Regions from separate parts of the Homo sapiens genome. Here region 2 is linked to region 1. Evidence: chromatin loops called from intact Hi-C (ENCODE). Cell type or tissue: Calu3. All regions are shown on one strand.

Region 1 (8,000 bases):
AAACTTCTAACCTCTTGATCTGCCGGCCTCCCAAAGGGCTGGGATTACAGATGTGAGCCACTGCACCTGGCCTTATTTCTACCTTTTAAAATTGCTATTTTTGTACATGCTTTACAATATCCCTACTAGATTAGTATGATGATCATGTATGTAACTTCTAAATAATAACCACACATATGGAAACATGTGCTTACATGTTTTTTGCAGGGTGTAGGGGATAATCCAAAAGTAGAGACTAGTGATTTTTTTTTCAGCCTTATTTATCCTCAGAACCTACCAGGAGTGGGGTGCCGCAATGTTTGTTTCTATTTTATAGCTGAGGACCTGAACAGCCCAGGCAGGGTGGTGGGTCTGGATGGGTGGTGGGTCTGCATGGGCCATGTGTCCAGGGACTCACCTCATCCTTGTCCACCACCTGGATGAAGAGTGGAAGGGCAAAGCCGACCTGTGCCAGCTCAGTGATGGCCACGCTGTACTCGGAGCTGTTGAACTCCGGGGCATTGTCATTGATGTCAATAACCAGGATATTGAAGGTCGTGGTGACTGTAGCGTCAGATGGGGTGCGGTCATCGTTCAGCTCCGTGCCCTATGGACAGAGATCAGTCACCCCGGAGTGAAGGCAGCTAATCACAGCAACAGCTCTTGCTTACCAAAGACTTTCTCAGCACCAGCCACTGTGCCTCAATGTGAATGATCCCATCTAATCCTCACCACAACTCCAGGAGGAGGATTTTATCATTAGTATCCCCATTTTAGTGATAAGGAAACTGAGGTTCAGAGAGACTAAGTAACTTGTATAAGGATTCACAGCCAGGGTAGATTTTAAGCTCAGGTAGTAGGATCCTAGGACTGACAGCAGATGGATGAGATGGGGTAGGGAGGACAAGACAGATCTGGGGGTTCATCGAGGGACAAGAGGGAAGTCTTCATTCTCTTTGGCAGATTGTGAAACTGAGGCCAAGAATGTTTGTGCTGGTGGTTAATCAAGACTTAACTGAGCATCTGCTATGGGCTGAACCCTGTGCTCGACTCTGAGGGTCAGCACAGATGGACTGATTCAGATACCTGGGTGTCCAGTCTCTGGGCCAGAGCCATGGGCCCAAAAGTGCCCATTCCCAGTTCTGAGTCAGCCTTCTGAATCTGAATCTCTCTGGGTGAGAGACACAGGAACAGATACCTTTCAATAGCTTTCCAGGGGATTCGGGTTCACAGCCAAGTGTGAGAACACACCCTCACATTTTATATAAAGACAGAAAAACTGAGTTCAAGTCCCGCAGTGGGGTGCTGGGACCAGGGGGCAGCTCTCTCTGGTAGAGCTGACCACCTCACTTCCATGGCAGGAGAGCAGACAGGAGGGAAGGATGGTGGTGGGAGCACGCCCTCCCATGGCTAACCCACACCTGAACAGCAGGGCCTCCCAAGGTCAAGGACAGCAATTAAGGGCCAGGCTGGGCTGCACCATCCTCCCCATGGCGCTGGAAGGGCCTCCTTCCCAGAGCCCCTGGCCTCAGTCTTTGGGCCACCCGTTTCTCTCAATCAACGGCTGATGGCCTGGGCTGGGAAGACCCCCCGTGGCTCAGACAGGATCCATACCCCTAAACGGGTTTCTCAGGGAATGGCTCTGCAAGTCACTGATTTGAATTGAAACCGACCGTGAGTGGCAGGCGGCTGCAGCGGGTGCGGGACTGTAGCTCTGCCTCACATCCTGGGGTGGAGACCCCAGCACATTGCTGTTGCATTGCTCCCTGCTGCATTGCTGTTTCTTAACAGGAAGTCATGGCACTTGGAAGTGGGACAGAACCCCAGAAATGGGGCAAATTCCAGAATTCCAGGTGGCTGCAACAGAGAACTTGGAATCCTGGGACAACAGTAAGGAAGGACCACAGGATGAGCACCTACTGTGTGCCTCCCGCTGAGAGGGGATAAAAGTTCCAACCCGTGTGGTTGTTGATGATGGATGCGGCAGGCCCAGCACACCTACAACTTCATAACGTGGGTGCCTTCCTGATGGGGCCCTGGGCACAGCCCCGGGAGGCAGTGCAGGGTGAGAGCACGGAAGCGAAGTGCTTCCGGCGCCACCACCGGGGGCAGGAGCCCTCGGACACTGCTGGAGGTTGGCATCCGAGTAGGGGCATCTCCTCTACCTGGGGTGAAGGTGCCCACCCAGGTCTCACCTTCACAGTCAGGATGAAGCCATGGCTGTACAGGGGGTTCTCCCGGTCCAGCAGGCCATTCAAGGTCAGCACTCCGCTGATGTAGTCCAGGGCAAAGATGCTGTTGGTATTCCCTGCAAGAGAGAGAAGCATTCAGGTGTGACCAGGCACAGGGCAGGGGGGCATGGAGCTGGGGGCAGGGGGGCATGGAGCTGGGGCCAGGGCTCCTCTCTGGGCATTAAAGACTCATCAGTTACTTGAAATGAATGCTGGTTCAAGAGTAATAGAAAGAGCCCTGGAGTCCATGGAGCAGCCGGCAGACAGCAACGGGTCCCAGAAGGAGAACAGCATGGCCTTTCCAATCTCCTTCTGGTCTCTGTGACCCAGCCAGGGAGAAAGTCTTGGTTTGGTGCTACTATGCTTTAACACTTCTCTAGACTCGCTTGATTTCTTTTTTAACAAAGAGAGAGCAGGCTTCAGGCTCAGAGCCTTCCAAAGGGAGTGGACGCCAGCCAGGATGCAATAACCTGGTTTTGTTTCTCTTGTGCTTATTTTTATGGTGACATTCTATTCTAGTCTAGTCTAGTCTAGTATATTCTATTCTAATTTTTTATTTATGACCGTGATGTAAAGTTTCCTTTTACAAAAAATGTAAATTAAAGACATAATTTTAAAAAAGTACTATGTTAAGTACTTATTAAAATTTAAGATATGTATTAAAGTACTGGCAAAAATTATCTATGAGCCACACTTGCCTCAAACCGATGTCTCTGTAAACCCACCCCTCTCCCTCTGCCACCTTCAATTTCTGCTTTCTCTCCACAGAAACTCACACTGGCGTCCTTGGGTTTCTCCAGATCACTATGCTCTTTCCTGCCTCCTCATCTTTTAGTGTCTGTCATTCTCTCTTGTCCTCATCCTCTGCCCAGCTCAGTGCCAGCCTCTTCTCCTCCTCCAGAAAGGCAGTCCTGACTTCTCTAGCTGGCCCTTTCTGGTCCCCACAGGCAGTAGCCACTGTTTTGTAACTAACTGTTCCCCAGTTGATTATTGGGTGTTCATTGGATCTCCCTTCCCGGCCCTCTGAAGATGGAGACCTTTCATGACTGTCCCTTAAGGTACCTGGCCAACGCTGGGCACACAGTGGCAGGCATGTTCCTCACCTGGGCCAGTCCTGCATGGGCCCCCACCTTGCCTATATGCCCTTCCCACATGTGAATTCACCTGGGAAAATCCCAATTCCACTCTGCTGTCTTCTTCACAAACCAGTTTGTTGGTTCATTCACATACTCACTCACTCCCATTCATTCACCCACCCAGCAATCTCTGGGGTAGGCTTTCCTATAGCAGGCCCTGAGCTGGGCATTGTTGGGCATGCAGATGTCAGCGTGCCAGGAATTCTGACACCAAAGCACTTTGCAGCCTGGTAAGTGATCTCTGGTACCCACCAGAATCGGCATCTCTGAGTTCACAGCAGGGAGGGGCTGTTTACAGATGGGAAAGCTCAAAGAAGGAAAGCTCCATAGAGGAGGGGTCATTAATTCCCTGGACCACTGACTGGCTGTGTGACCTTGGGCAACTTACCTAAACCCTCTGTGCTCTGGTTCCTCACTTGTAAAATACAGATAATAATGGCATCTGCCCCACAGGGTTATGAGAATTAAATAAGTGTGAAAGTATAGATATATTACTTTGGGACCATCCCCGGCACAAAATAAGGACTCAGTAGTGTTGTCGTTATTGTTTGAGGTGGTTCCTGGAGAATGGGCAGGACTGAGGAAGAGGATGGATGGACACCGATTCCACGTTAGAGAATTAATACCCAAGCCTTCAACACACGCAGGTGAACACCAGAATCACCGTGGAAGTGGCTGTAGCTCCCAGGTCTTCCCCTTCCCCAACTCTAAAGGGATCTGCATGTAGCAGAGGCTCATAGCCTCTCTTGGATTAACTAGGGAAAAAGTCAAGGGTGGGGCAATTTCCTCTTCTAACTTTAGACTTTGGGACAGAAGCTATTCTCAGCCAACCCATGCTGAGTCACCTGCCTGTGCTGGTCAGCAAGGCAGCTTACTTCTACCCAAGTTAGTGGCTAGTGGCCACTCTCACCTGTCCTCCCAGTCCACTGTATGGGCTGGGCAAGGCCAGGCAGAAGCTGCAGACAGTGGGGCCTGTTTAGAACTCAGTCTATCAGTCTATGCCTTCGGAATCTCTAACATGGGGCCAGCCCAGGAGGGGGTGTCACTGTAGCTATCCCCTTGCCTAAGGCTTCCTTTCCCAGCCATGGAGACTCCTAGGTCACTTCCTGCTGGGTTTTGTATGGCTGCGTTTGCATAGTGGGGAGTTGGGGGGACAGGATTGCAAGGAGGCATATAAATGTATGATAGAAGGGAGTTTCTTTAGCTGGGAATTTTGCTGCTAGAGAAACGAGATGTGTGTTTTCATCTGTTCATTCATTCAACAAACAGTTATTGTGCTTCTCTAATGAGCATACAGGCTGGGCGCGGTGGCTCATGCCTGTAATCCCAGCACTTTGGGAGGCGGAGATGGGCAGATCACTTGAAGTCAGGAGTTCAAGACCAGCCTGGCCAACATGGCAAAACCCCATCTCTACTAAAAATACAAAAAACAGCTGGGTGTGGTGGCGCATGCCTGTAATTCCAGCTACTCAGGAGGCTGAGGCATGAGAATCGCTTGAAGCTGGGAGGCGGAGGTTGCAGTGAGCCGAGATCACACCACTGCACTCCAGCCTGGGCGACAGAGCAAGACTGTCTCAAAAACAAATGGCGATACATTTTAATGGGGGCCACAGCACTCAACGTACAGGGTGATCAGTGCTGAGGCTGGGTGAAGCAGAGGCAGTGCAGGGCCCTGTAGGGGCTGAGGTCCTCTGAGCCCCTAAGGCTCAGCTGAAGGGCTGCCCTGAGGCAAGACCTCAGAGCCTCCGGCCTCCCACTCCTGCCCCAACACACTCACAGGCAGGGGTCCCCTCCCCAGCCCCCCCACAGACAGCATCCCAGCATTCCAGATTTTCATATAAATTTACTTTTTTAAATAAAGGAGCCTATCAAATGTTTAGCTAAATGTGATTCAATTTTTATCTTTGTGAGATTTTTCTTATAAATCATTCACAAACCTGAAGCCCCTTGTTGAATGACGTGCTTTCATTTTTGGTTTGAAAAACAGGGTTTTCAACCCTGGAACACTCACTTGTATTTCTTCACTCAGCTCCTATGCCCCGTTCACGTACACACTGCCCACTCCAAACCCGGCATCTGTCCCCAGCACATAAGACACCCCATGCCCCGACCTAGGCAACCTTCTCCAACAAACCTGCAGGCAAGTACCCCCCACACAGTCCACATTCAACCAAACTCAAGACACACATACATACACACACACACACACACACACACTTCTTTTTCACACATCTGTTTGCATGGAGTACACCTTCCCACCTCCTGCCAAGCACGAGTGATTAACTCCCCAGACCAACAGCCAGAAAGAGCTATACCTAGGGAGCCGACAAGGCCACCTGAGAGAGGACTGACTCAGTGAGATGCTCGGTAAGATGTTCTTACTGTCACCATAGCAACACTGGTACTCTCTGGGATGCTGCTAGGCTTGGGTAGGGGCAGGAGATGAGCCCTGCCTCCAAAGCTGGAAAGGCCAAGGGCACGTCTCATTCAAAGATTCATTGGTTTTTTTAATTCACTCATTCCTTCAAGTTCATATTGAGCACCTACTATGCGCAAGGTGTTGGAGAATCGGTAAAGAAAAGCAGGCAAGGTTGATGCCTTCAGTCTCATATGAATTGTCTGTGAAGACAGACATTCATGATAAAACCACACAATTGAAAGTGTAAGTACTCGCTGAGCTAAGGCCCCTGAAGAAAAGCAATTCGGAAAAGAAATGGTTAAGATTACACCCTCTGGAGGCAGACAGCACGGGTTCAAATCATGGGTCTGCTACTTACTGGCTGTGTGAACTTGATCAAGTGACTTATATGTGGGCCTCAGTTGCTTGGTCTGTAAAAGGGGGGCAATAATAGAACCCACCCCAGGCTGTCACTTTAAGGATTAAATAAGTTAATATAGTGCTGGGGACACAGGAAACTCCCAACAAATGTTGGCTGCCTGTGCTTTACCAAGATGGTACCACCATGGTCTCTCCCCACCACCCCAGCAGCCTGTGCCTACAGCTGTTTTCCCAGCAGTGACACTGAGCCAACCCCACACTTTTGCCAGGAGAGCCTCGCCACAGAGAGCTAGTGTTTACAGGCTGCCCTGAACTGAGGCTGAGAACAAAACCCTCAGGCCCACACACAGGGCCCTGAACCCAGAGCTCTGACCTCTGCTCCCCCCTCATTCAGGATGGTGGGTGCGGAGGGGAACTCCACATCCCTGCCTCGCTCCCTTCACTTCTTCCCTCACTTCCACGTCCTCCCCTCCACAGGCGCTGTGGGCTTGGCAGCCACACATGCAAGTTTCTCTGCTCTCCTGGAAACTGATACCTCCGTGTCGGCCTTCTGGTCTCCCAGACATTCTTCATCCAATTCCCATGGGGGGCTGGGGGGCTGGGGGCGCTCACCAGGGAAGCCTTTCATCTGTTCAGCCCCACTTCTGCTGAGCAGAAGGGCAGCTGCTTCCCCTGGGTGGACAGGTGCTGTCCTGAGTTCCAGGGTCGGGGAGTATCTGGTAGGGGAGGGGTTTTGGGGTGGGGTGGTGGCTGCACTTTTACCACCGTAAGGATTCTGGGAACTGGTGATTCAAATTGATCACAAAAGAAAAAAGCAGGTCATTACTGGCCCTGCTGGTTTTCCTGGGGGCAGCCACCTCCTCTAGGAGCTCCAGGAATCAAGACCTTTTCAGATTTGCAAGAGAGAGGCTGGGAGGAATGAATCATGTGTGAAAGGCTGCTGGGCAGGGGTCGGGGGGTGGGGATTGCAGCCTTCATTCTCCTATTTATTAAAAAGTAGCAGCCACTACTTATCAAACACTTACCATGTACCAGGCACTGAGCTAAGCTGTTTGCACAATCACATCACCTATTCGTTGCAACCACCTTATAAGAAGATATCCCATCTTCTGTGTGAGAAAGCAGGCTCAGAGATGCTCAATAACTTGCCTAAGGTCACATGGCTAGCAAGTGGCCAGCTTGGACTTAGATTTACATTTCTTTTTCTCTCCCTGCAAGCATTCGCCTTCCACACATTTGTGCACATTCTGCACCTGGCCCTGTGCTATGGGGCAAGGAAATAGGATGAGGCAAATAAGAGATCATCATCCTTCATAGAGTGGAGTGTCAACAAAGTGGCTTCTTCCTCAAGAGGGAGTCCTAGGGCTGGGCACAGTGGCTCATGCCTGTAATCCCAGCACATTGGGAGGCCGAGGTGGACAGATTACTTGAGGTCAGCATTTCAAGACCAGCATGGCCAACACAGTGAACCTTATCTCTATTAAAAATATAAAAATTAGCCGGGCATGCTGGCAGGTGCCTATAATTCCAGCTACTCGGGAGGCTGAGCAGGAGAATTGTTTGAACCTGGGAGACGGAGGTTGCAGTGAGCCAAGATCATGCCACTGAACTCCAGCCTGGGTGATAGAGTGAGACTCCGTCTCTCTCTCTCTCGTCTCTCTGTCTCTCTCACACACACACACACACACACACACACACACACACACACACACACGGGGGAGTCCTTACACATTCTGGAAAGTTCTAGATAAATTCCTCCATGGTAGAGTTTTACATAGCAGCAGAATGTCCATGTTGCGATGTCTTCCAGGTAGCTGGGGAGGTGGCCTACCATGGGGACTGGTGGGGGAAGGTAAGGCAAGAGACAAGAGCTGT
Region 2 (8,000 bases), 130 kb after region 1:
GAACCTCCCCCTTATTGTCAGAGTGACTAGAAATAAATTCATACCCCCACACAAGCCAGTCTTTAAAAAAAAGAAAGAAAAGAAAATGAACTCTCTGAAATCGTGGTGCTGAATAGAGAGGGGAACGTGACTCTTAAGGATTTGTAACCCTAATGGCCCACATCTGCATTTGCAGCCCAAATTCACACGGCCTGGGTATCTAAAATCCTTAAGTGAAGAATTTAATTTAAAGTAGTCCCAGACAAGTAGTGAGCTTAAGTGCTTAAGAAAAACAAATACAAATTCCCTCTGGAGGAACTCTGACCTTTATCTCAGGTCTCAAAGAATCACTCTCTCAACCAACCAAATGAGTAGCTCACAGTCAAAATTCACACACACACACACACACACACACACACACACACACACACCCCGAGGCACTGTGAATGAAAACCTAAAGAAAAAAATAGATGGCATAATCAGGCCCTCAAATAGTTCAGATATTACAATTATCAGGCATAGAATGTAAAACATGTTTACTGTGTTTCAATAATGGAAAGAGAGGCTTGCAAATACCAGTAAAGACCAAGGAAAATTTTTAAAGGGTCAAATAGAGCCCTTAGGAATCAAAATATGATCATTTGAATTTCAAACACATTAGCTTTGTAGAGGATTAGACATAGCTGGAAAGAGAATTAGTGAATTGAAAGGTAAAATTGAAGAAATTACCCAGAACGCCACACAGAGGGGTTAGAGATGGAAAATACAACAGAAAGGCTAAGAAGAATGGAGGATACAATAAATGATCTAACTTACATTTAACTGAGATTCCAGAAGCAAAGAATGGAGCAGATGCAATATTTGAAGAGATAATGGCTGAGAACGTTCCAGAATTAATCAAAAACTCCATAGATTAAAGAAGACAAATGAAATCCAGCAGGATAAATAAATAGAAATTCAAACCCAGATAGGTCATAGTAAAACTTCAGAATACCAAAGAAAAACAGAGTATTTTAAAGGCAACCAAAGAAGAAAAACAGACTACCTTCAAGGTACCAACATTTAAACTTACAGGTGATTTCTCAATGATCACAGTGGATCCCAAAGTCAATAGACTGAAAGTACTGAAAGGTACTTCAAAGTACTGAAAGTAAATGGCAACCTAGAATTCCATATTAAGCAAAAATATCTTTTAAGAACAAGAATGATACAGACATGTTCAGGCTATTTAATTAGTCAATGCCACTAGGGATAAGTAGGAAAAAAAGATGAAGAAAGAAGTTCAGGTGAACAATGTAGTGAGTTGCAGGGCACATATGTCCCGTTTAAGGCAGGGAGCTTTCTCAGTTCCCACTGATTGTTGCCAGGTGCAATCAACAAAAACTGGAAATTCATGTTTGCAAGAAACATTTCAATGTTTAAGTCTTAACAATCAGATGTTTAAAGAAACTCTGAGTGGGTCAAACAAATCAAGGCTGGGAACAGAATGCAGCAGATGGATCATGGGTATACTATCGGTTTGGAGGGATGAAATGATTGACAAGTCAGATGGACCAGGAAAAGGGGTGTTAAAGTGGCCAGGGCAGCACTAGAAAAGGTTCTGCTGCCAATCTCAGTGACTCAGGTCCAAGATTGGCAGGTAGCCCTCACTCCTGCGCAGAAAGATTCCCATCTTTTTCTCTAGGAGCTGTACCCAAATTTACGGCATCTTGTACTCAGGAGAAGGTGCCAGGCCAAAGTTCCTCTGTCTGGAAAACCTTTTACCTCCTTTCTCTTAGTAAATGCCTTTCCTCCACACTTCCACCCAGGCACCTCCTGACTTTCCCTCCATGCTGCCTGTGCTCACTGGCAGATTCAGCCACACAAAACAACTGTTGATGGTCCATCTCCCACTCTCCTGCAGGCCTGACTATGACCCAGGGCCTGGCCCCTTGAAGGGCACAGAGTTGGTACCTAGTGGACAATAGCTGAGGTTCCCAGAAAGGTACAGAGAGGGGCAGGGGCCAAGGCCTGAGGAGTGCAGATGTTGCCATATTATGTATGCAATGATGGTGTACGCACAGGGTGGATATATTATGCAAGGGCCTCTAGGCTGGATGCATAAGTGGTCATAAAGAGCATTAATAAGCAAAAAATGAGAAGGAAGTAGGCTGTTTTTATGCATGGGGTGGGAGAAGGAGAGAGGTGAGAATAGTAGCTGGCCTGAGGATGATGACTGGTTATCCTCCAAGGCTCACCAGGGTGTCTAGGCATGGGGTTCCCATGGTGGGCAAGACCACTTACAACCAGGGGGTGGAAACAAACTCTAAATAAATAACCACACCATGAATTATTTCATTACCATGGTGATAAGGGCCATACGGAGAAAAGTGAGCAGTTAGGCCCCACCCCACCAAATGATTTAACGATTCTTTTTAAACTTGTGTTTTTAATAATTATTTGATTCATTTAAATTTTATTATGCCATTAATTTACATAATTCAAAATTCAAAAGGAACACAGAGCCTCCTACCCATCCAGCCCTTTGCAAGAACCGCTGTTTGCAGTTTCTTATGTCTCTTTCTAGAGACACGCTTATGTCACGTCCATGTAAGCAAGTATGTATGTGCATGTACAGCTGACCCTTGAACAACACGGGTCTGAACGGCTTGGGCTAAGTTCTCAGGGAGTCAAAAGTTATATGAGGATTTCTGACTGTGTGGTGGTCAGCACCCCTAACCCCCACATTGCTCAAGGGTCATCTGTATACACATATACACACTCATATATATTTATATACACTTTATTTCTCTTTTTTACACACGTAGTAGTCTACTGTCTTGCACTTTGCTATATCTCTGACAGTAGATTTTAGAGATAAAGGAAATGACGTGTGAACTTGGACCTGGAGGATGAGTTGGAGGTGAGAGGTGAGAGAGCAGAGAAGGCCATTCCAGGCAGGGGAAACAGCTGGTTCTAGATGCACCTTGGGGAGGTGGGGGAGGCCAACAGGGGAAGGGGTACAGAGCATATGCCTGGCCCAGGGTTGTGTCCCTCCCAGTGGGCAGTCTGTGCCCAATGAGTGATTGGTGGGAAGGTACCAAGGCCTGGCTCTCTTGCTCAGCAGGGATCAGCCCCTCCCCAGGGCTCCCCAGAGGGTCGGCTGAGGCCTTTCCAGCAGCTGCATTGCAGCTCCACTTCTCCCTCTGCCCAGTCCTGCTCCCTCACTCCTGCACACCCCCGTAAGCCTCCTGCACAGCAATTTCCAGCTCAGTCTGTCTCTAGAGACCCTGGCCTAGGACAATGAAGAGTAGCCCAAGAGTACAGCGCTGGAGTTTGACACACCAGGTCAGGTCCAGCTGCGCCCCCTACTGACCATGCAACTGTGGCTATGGCCTGAGCCTCCGTTTCCCATCTAGAAAATGAGGACTATGATACCTGTCCTACTCTGCTGGAGGTCTGGTGTAAGATGATATTTGGGGAAACCCTGGTAGACAGTGATGTCACCTTATGCCACATTACTTGCAGCTGAGCCCCTGTCATGTGTCCCCTCGAGCCCCTGTCATGTGTCCCCTCATAATCCCCGCCTCCTGCCCCCACTCTAGGCTGGCCTGTGCTACAAAAGCACCAGGCTGCTCCCCTCCTCTCATCCCATCTTTCCCAGTTCAAGGCCCACCCCCTCCAGGAAGCCTTCCCTGATGGTCACACATTCATTCTTCTGCCTCCCTTTCCTCTGTAATCCCAGAGTGCCTAGAGTCTCCACCAAATAACCTGTTCATTCAGTAATTCACATCAAAACATCCCTAGATGCAGAGGAGACAGGGACTAGTACCTCTGGAAATAAGGACCCCAAAGAGGCAGACCCCAAAGATGAAATTGATTCAGAGTCTTGTGTTTAATAATGTCTTCGCAGCTTAATTCTCCCATTTATCCATTCAATAAGTTGTCACTGACATCTACATAATGACAGGACAGGCGTGGCTCCAGGAGCTTAGGGTCAAGTGGGTCTGACCTGAAAATCTACATAAACTCTGTCTTCTACTCCAAATATATTGATGCTTCTTTTAATATAAAATTTTTCTTTCTCCATCCATTTGCAAATAAAATTAGTCCCCCAGGAAGATAAGTCAGACTTCTCTGTGGCTTCTCAAGTGCCAGCTGGGCATGAGCATCTCAGACTGAGACGCCTGGACAACCTCCTGTTCAAATGTGGCTTTGTCATAGAATTGGAGCACCCTGAGGGCAGGATGACACCCATCTGGAGTAAGGGACTCCAGCATGACCACCCACAATGGCAGATGTGCCTACCTGGCAACCACGCCCATCCCACCCCACACTGCTTCTCTGCCCACACAGCCCCAATCTGTTCAGACAGCCAGTGGAGGTAGGACCATCTCCTGCCTCGGGGCATGAATCATTGCTGGGCTGGGGCAGTCAAACAGCCTCACCTGCCCTGGCTGACTCTGGCCAATGAGATGGAAGGGGAAGTTGGCTTGGGAGCAGGTGGGAATATCCTCTCAAACAAAGAGCTTTCAGCTCCTCCTCCCTTGCACCTGCCTGGAATGTCGCAGACATGGCAGCCTGAGCACAAAAGGTCAATGCAGGACGGATGGCCAAAGACAGAAAAAGCTGAGGTCTCTAATGGTGTCATTCATTCCCTGAGCCAACCAACTCTGCAACCACCAACTTTCAGACCACTTTTTATAAGAAAAACACACACCCAGCCAGGCGCAGTGGCTCACTCCTGTGATCCCAGCACTTTGGGAAGCCGAGGCAGGTGGATCACGAGGTCAGGAGATTGAGACCATGCTGGCTAACACGGTGAAACCCCGTCTCTACTAAAAATACAAAAATTAGCCGGGCATGGTGGCACATACCTGTAGTCCCAGCTACTCAGGAGGCTGAGGCAGGAGAATCACTTGAACCTGGGAGGCGGAGGTTGCCGTAAGCCGAGATCGCACCACTGCCCTCCAGCCTGGGTGACAGAGCAAGACTCCGTCCCACAAAAAAAAAAAAAAAAAAAGAAAAAAGAAACGAAAAGAAAGAAAAACACACACCCCTATTTGTGGACACCACTGCCAGCCAATTTTCTGTAACTTGCAGCCAATACACTCCTAAATGACACAGCCCTTTAGTGTGTACATGAACTTGTATGTAAGTTGCTCATTCAAGTCCCCATTTTACAGACATCAATGCATAGGAGAAAGTCAACACCTATTTGTAATAAAACCCCAGCAAACTAGGAATAGAAGGGAACATCCTTAACTCAACAGAATGTATATACCAAAAACCTACAGCAGGCATTGCACTTAATGAAAAAAACTTTAGACACAGTCCTTTTGAGATCAGAAACAAGATAGAGGATGCCCAGCATTGCTGATAATGTTTACAAATGACACAGTGGGTGGTCCAAAGGCACCCCCAAGGTCACCACCAGGAGATGGCAGAGCAGGGCCGGGCTCTGACCTCCTGACTCTCAGTCCTGCACGCGGCTGAAAGAGCTGTCAGAGCATTCCCTGAGTGCCACACAAACGCCGGGGCCCAGGGAGTGCCAGCCTCCCCAGCAGCCAGCCTGTCCTGTGCTGCCCAGCTCCTCTGAGTCTGGAAAAAGGTGATCCTGCGGCCCCTCTCTGGGTTGGAGGAACACCTCCTGTTAAGTTTCCTGCCGCTGCCTCCTCTTTCTCCTGCTCCCCTGGGAGATGGAGGAAGAGAGAGGACGGTACTTGGCAGGTGTCTTGCAAGCACTTTGGCCCTGTCTGCTTATCTGCGTCCCTACCACCTCGCCACGGCAAATTGCTTGTTGATAAATGAAGCTATTTAAGAGCAAATGATGCTGGCATTACAGTTATTAATGAGGACGACGTGGAGAGATATTTAAGAGCGGCTCGACTGTTCTCGCGTCCTCCCACCTGTGAGTAATGGGGCCACCATGCCTCAAGCCCTCACCCCCCACATCCAGATACAGGCCCTGGGACCACAGCTGCACGCTGTGGCCGTGGGAGGTGTGGAATGGTGGGAGGATCCCAGAACCATGATTTCCACAGGTGCGCTCGGGCTGGAGGACAAGACCCAGCACCTCCTTTGAAGGCTCCGCAGCAAGGATGTAAAAATGTGCATGTGAGGGGGCATGTGTGTGTGCACAGGCACATGTGTGTGGGGGGAGAGTGAACATGTGTGTGGGGGGAGAGTGAACACAGAAACACAGGAAATGTGTGTGAGCATGTACACCAAAACAGTGATTTTTGCATTACCTAGTCCCAGGACTGGCACTTAAACTCTCTATGCCTCAGTTCCCCACCTGAAAAATGGGTGTAGGATTGCATCCACCACACAGGCCACTAGGAGGATTAAATCAGCTGATGCACCTAAAAGGCTGAGCCCAGGGACCAGCCCTTAGGACGGCGAAGGCCCAGGAAAGGGTGAGGAGCTTCTCCCTCATCCCATGACTGCAGTGATTAAGACGCACTTGCACGTGGGAGCTAGTGGGGGAAAGTGCCAGAGTGGAAGAAGAGAGATGGTGCTCGCCTGGGTTCTTGAGGGAGGCTGGGAACAGGGCAGAGAGACTGGCAAAGTGAGGAGCAAGATGAGGGGCGGGGTTGAGACCCAGCTGGGAATCACCAGAATAGCCACACTGGTTGTTAAAATGTCCAACACCATCTGCAGATTGATAAAGAGCTGCTGTCCTAGGCACTCCCACCCCGCTGCCTGGGCCTGCTCCCCAAAAAGTTCAACCCTCCCCACCAGCCTCTTGTGGGCTTGGGTGTCCCATGCTGGATAGGTAAGTGAGCATGTTGAACGTCACCCCTGGAAGGGTGAGAGTGAATGCACAGTTATGCTGGGGTGGGTCACCAAGTCCTAAGGACAGCCTGGCATCCAGGGAGCTTCCCAGAAGGCAAAGCCCCCAGCCCCAGCCTTACTGGCACCCAGGCCCCAGCTGAGTTGTGATTTAATGTTAGACCCCTGCCTCCATCCGCCAGGACGGGCCACTGAACAGCATTTTTGTATCTTCTGCAAAACTGCAGCTGAAGATGCTGTTGACTGCACCTCTCAATGTCCTTTGTACCAAGACCCACATGATCAATTCCTGCTGGAGATTTACTTCCACAGAGAAAAACTGCTCTACAGATTAATGGGCACGCTTTCTGTTGCCTGGAAACACTTCAGGATGGCTCCCTCTTGGATTTAACTGTCAGAAAACTTAGGGCCAAATGCAATGCCCCAAATGTTGTAATCCGCTCAACTCGGGCACCTGACACCACCTAATCCCTCTGCTTCCTCCGGATGAGCCACAATATTTTATCCTCCTGTGTCTCCATTCGCACTCGGCTTTTCCTGCTAAGTGCCCCCAGGTCTTTTTGGAGGCAAGAGATCTGAAACAAACCAGCCCAGCAGCATTGATGATACCCCTAACCCCTCCACCTGCCCAGCAGTCCAGTGCCCCCACAGGTGGTCCTGAGCACTGGCACACCCCCACCAATGGGGTGGAGGAGGCAGCCTCTCCCATTCCTATGGGGCCTGTCCCCCCAACCTCAGGTGTCCACTATGGCCTAGAGAACAGGAGGCTTCCCAAGGGTCAAGAAACTTCTGGCATCAACTTTAAAGCAGTCCTATGCTAAGAAGAAGAAGATAGAGAGGTATCTTTGTTGGGGCAGGGGTCCAGGTAGGTGGGGAGGGGTAGACCTGCAAGGGATTCTGGGACCTGAGGTCCTTTATGACAGGGAACTCTACTTTGGAAGTTCAATACTAGAGGGAATAAAGAAATGCAAAGGGAGAAAGGAGAGAAGGGGAGGGAAAGAGACAGAGGGAGAAAAGGAGGGAGGAAGAAAGTGACGAAGGGAGCAAGGAAGAAAGAGAGGGAAGGCAGAAAGGAGGAAGGAAGGTGGGGGAAGGCTTTGGCAGTGGGCCTCATACCTGGAAGCCCGCTATGGTCATGGGGATGGCGAATCACAGAATGGGGACCGCCACCAGGGACTTGGCCAGGCCCTCATTGCGAAGGGCCTCAGTCAGGCTCCTGATGCTCTGGACGGGGAGGGTGGGAAGAG

Evidence for each region. Peaks named below come from ENCODE experiments on the same cell type or tissue, not always from the same donor. Only the 100,000 strongest peaks of a DNase experiment are listed, where the experiment ranks them.
Region 2: a loop joins it to region 1, with 8 times the contacts of the local background. A loop is called at or near these places in 11 of 110 quality-filtered maps.

The regions. Positions count from the first base shown.
Region 1 is chr10:71,609,791-71,617,790 of GRCh38, reverse strand. CDH23 (cadherin related 23) reads right to left here. Exons shown (of 70, transcript NM_022124.6): 10 at 2,175-2,287; 11 at 398-586. Among named protein-coding and RNA genes, the nearest start is that of CDH23-AS1, 100 kb to the right of the region's middle. RefSeq lists an enhancer at 4,985-5,499. In Calu3, no CTCF peak of the experiment used is centred here; a DNase peak (open chromatin) is centred at 4,180.
Region 2 is chr10:71,482,005-71,490,004 of GRCh38, reverse strand. All of the region lies in intron 3 of CDH23 (cadherin related 23), which reads right to left. Among named protein-coding and RNA genes, the nearest start is that of CDH23-AS1, 26 kb to the left of the region's middle. RefSeq lists enhancers at 2,605-3,105, 3,106-3,606. In Calu3, a CTCF peak has its summit at 3,309 (motif pointing left); a DNase peak (open chromatin) is centred at 3,314.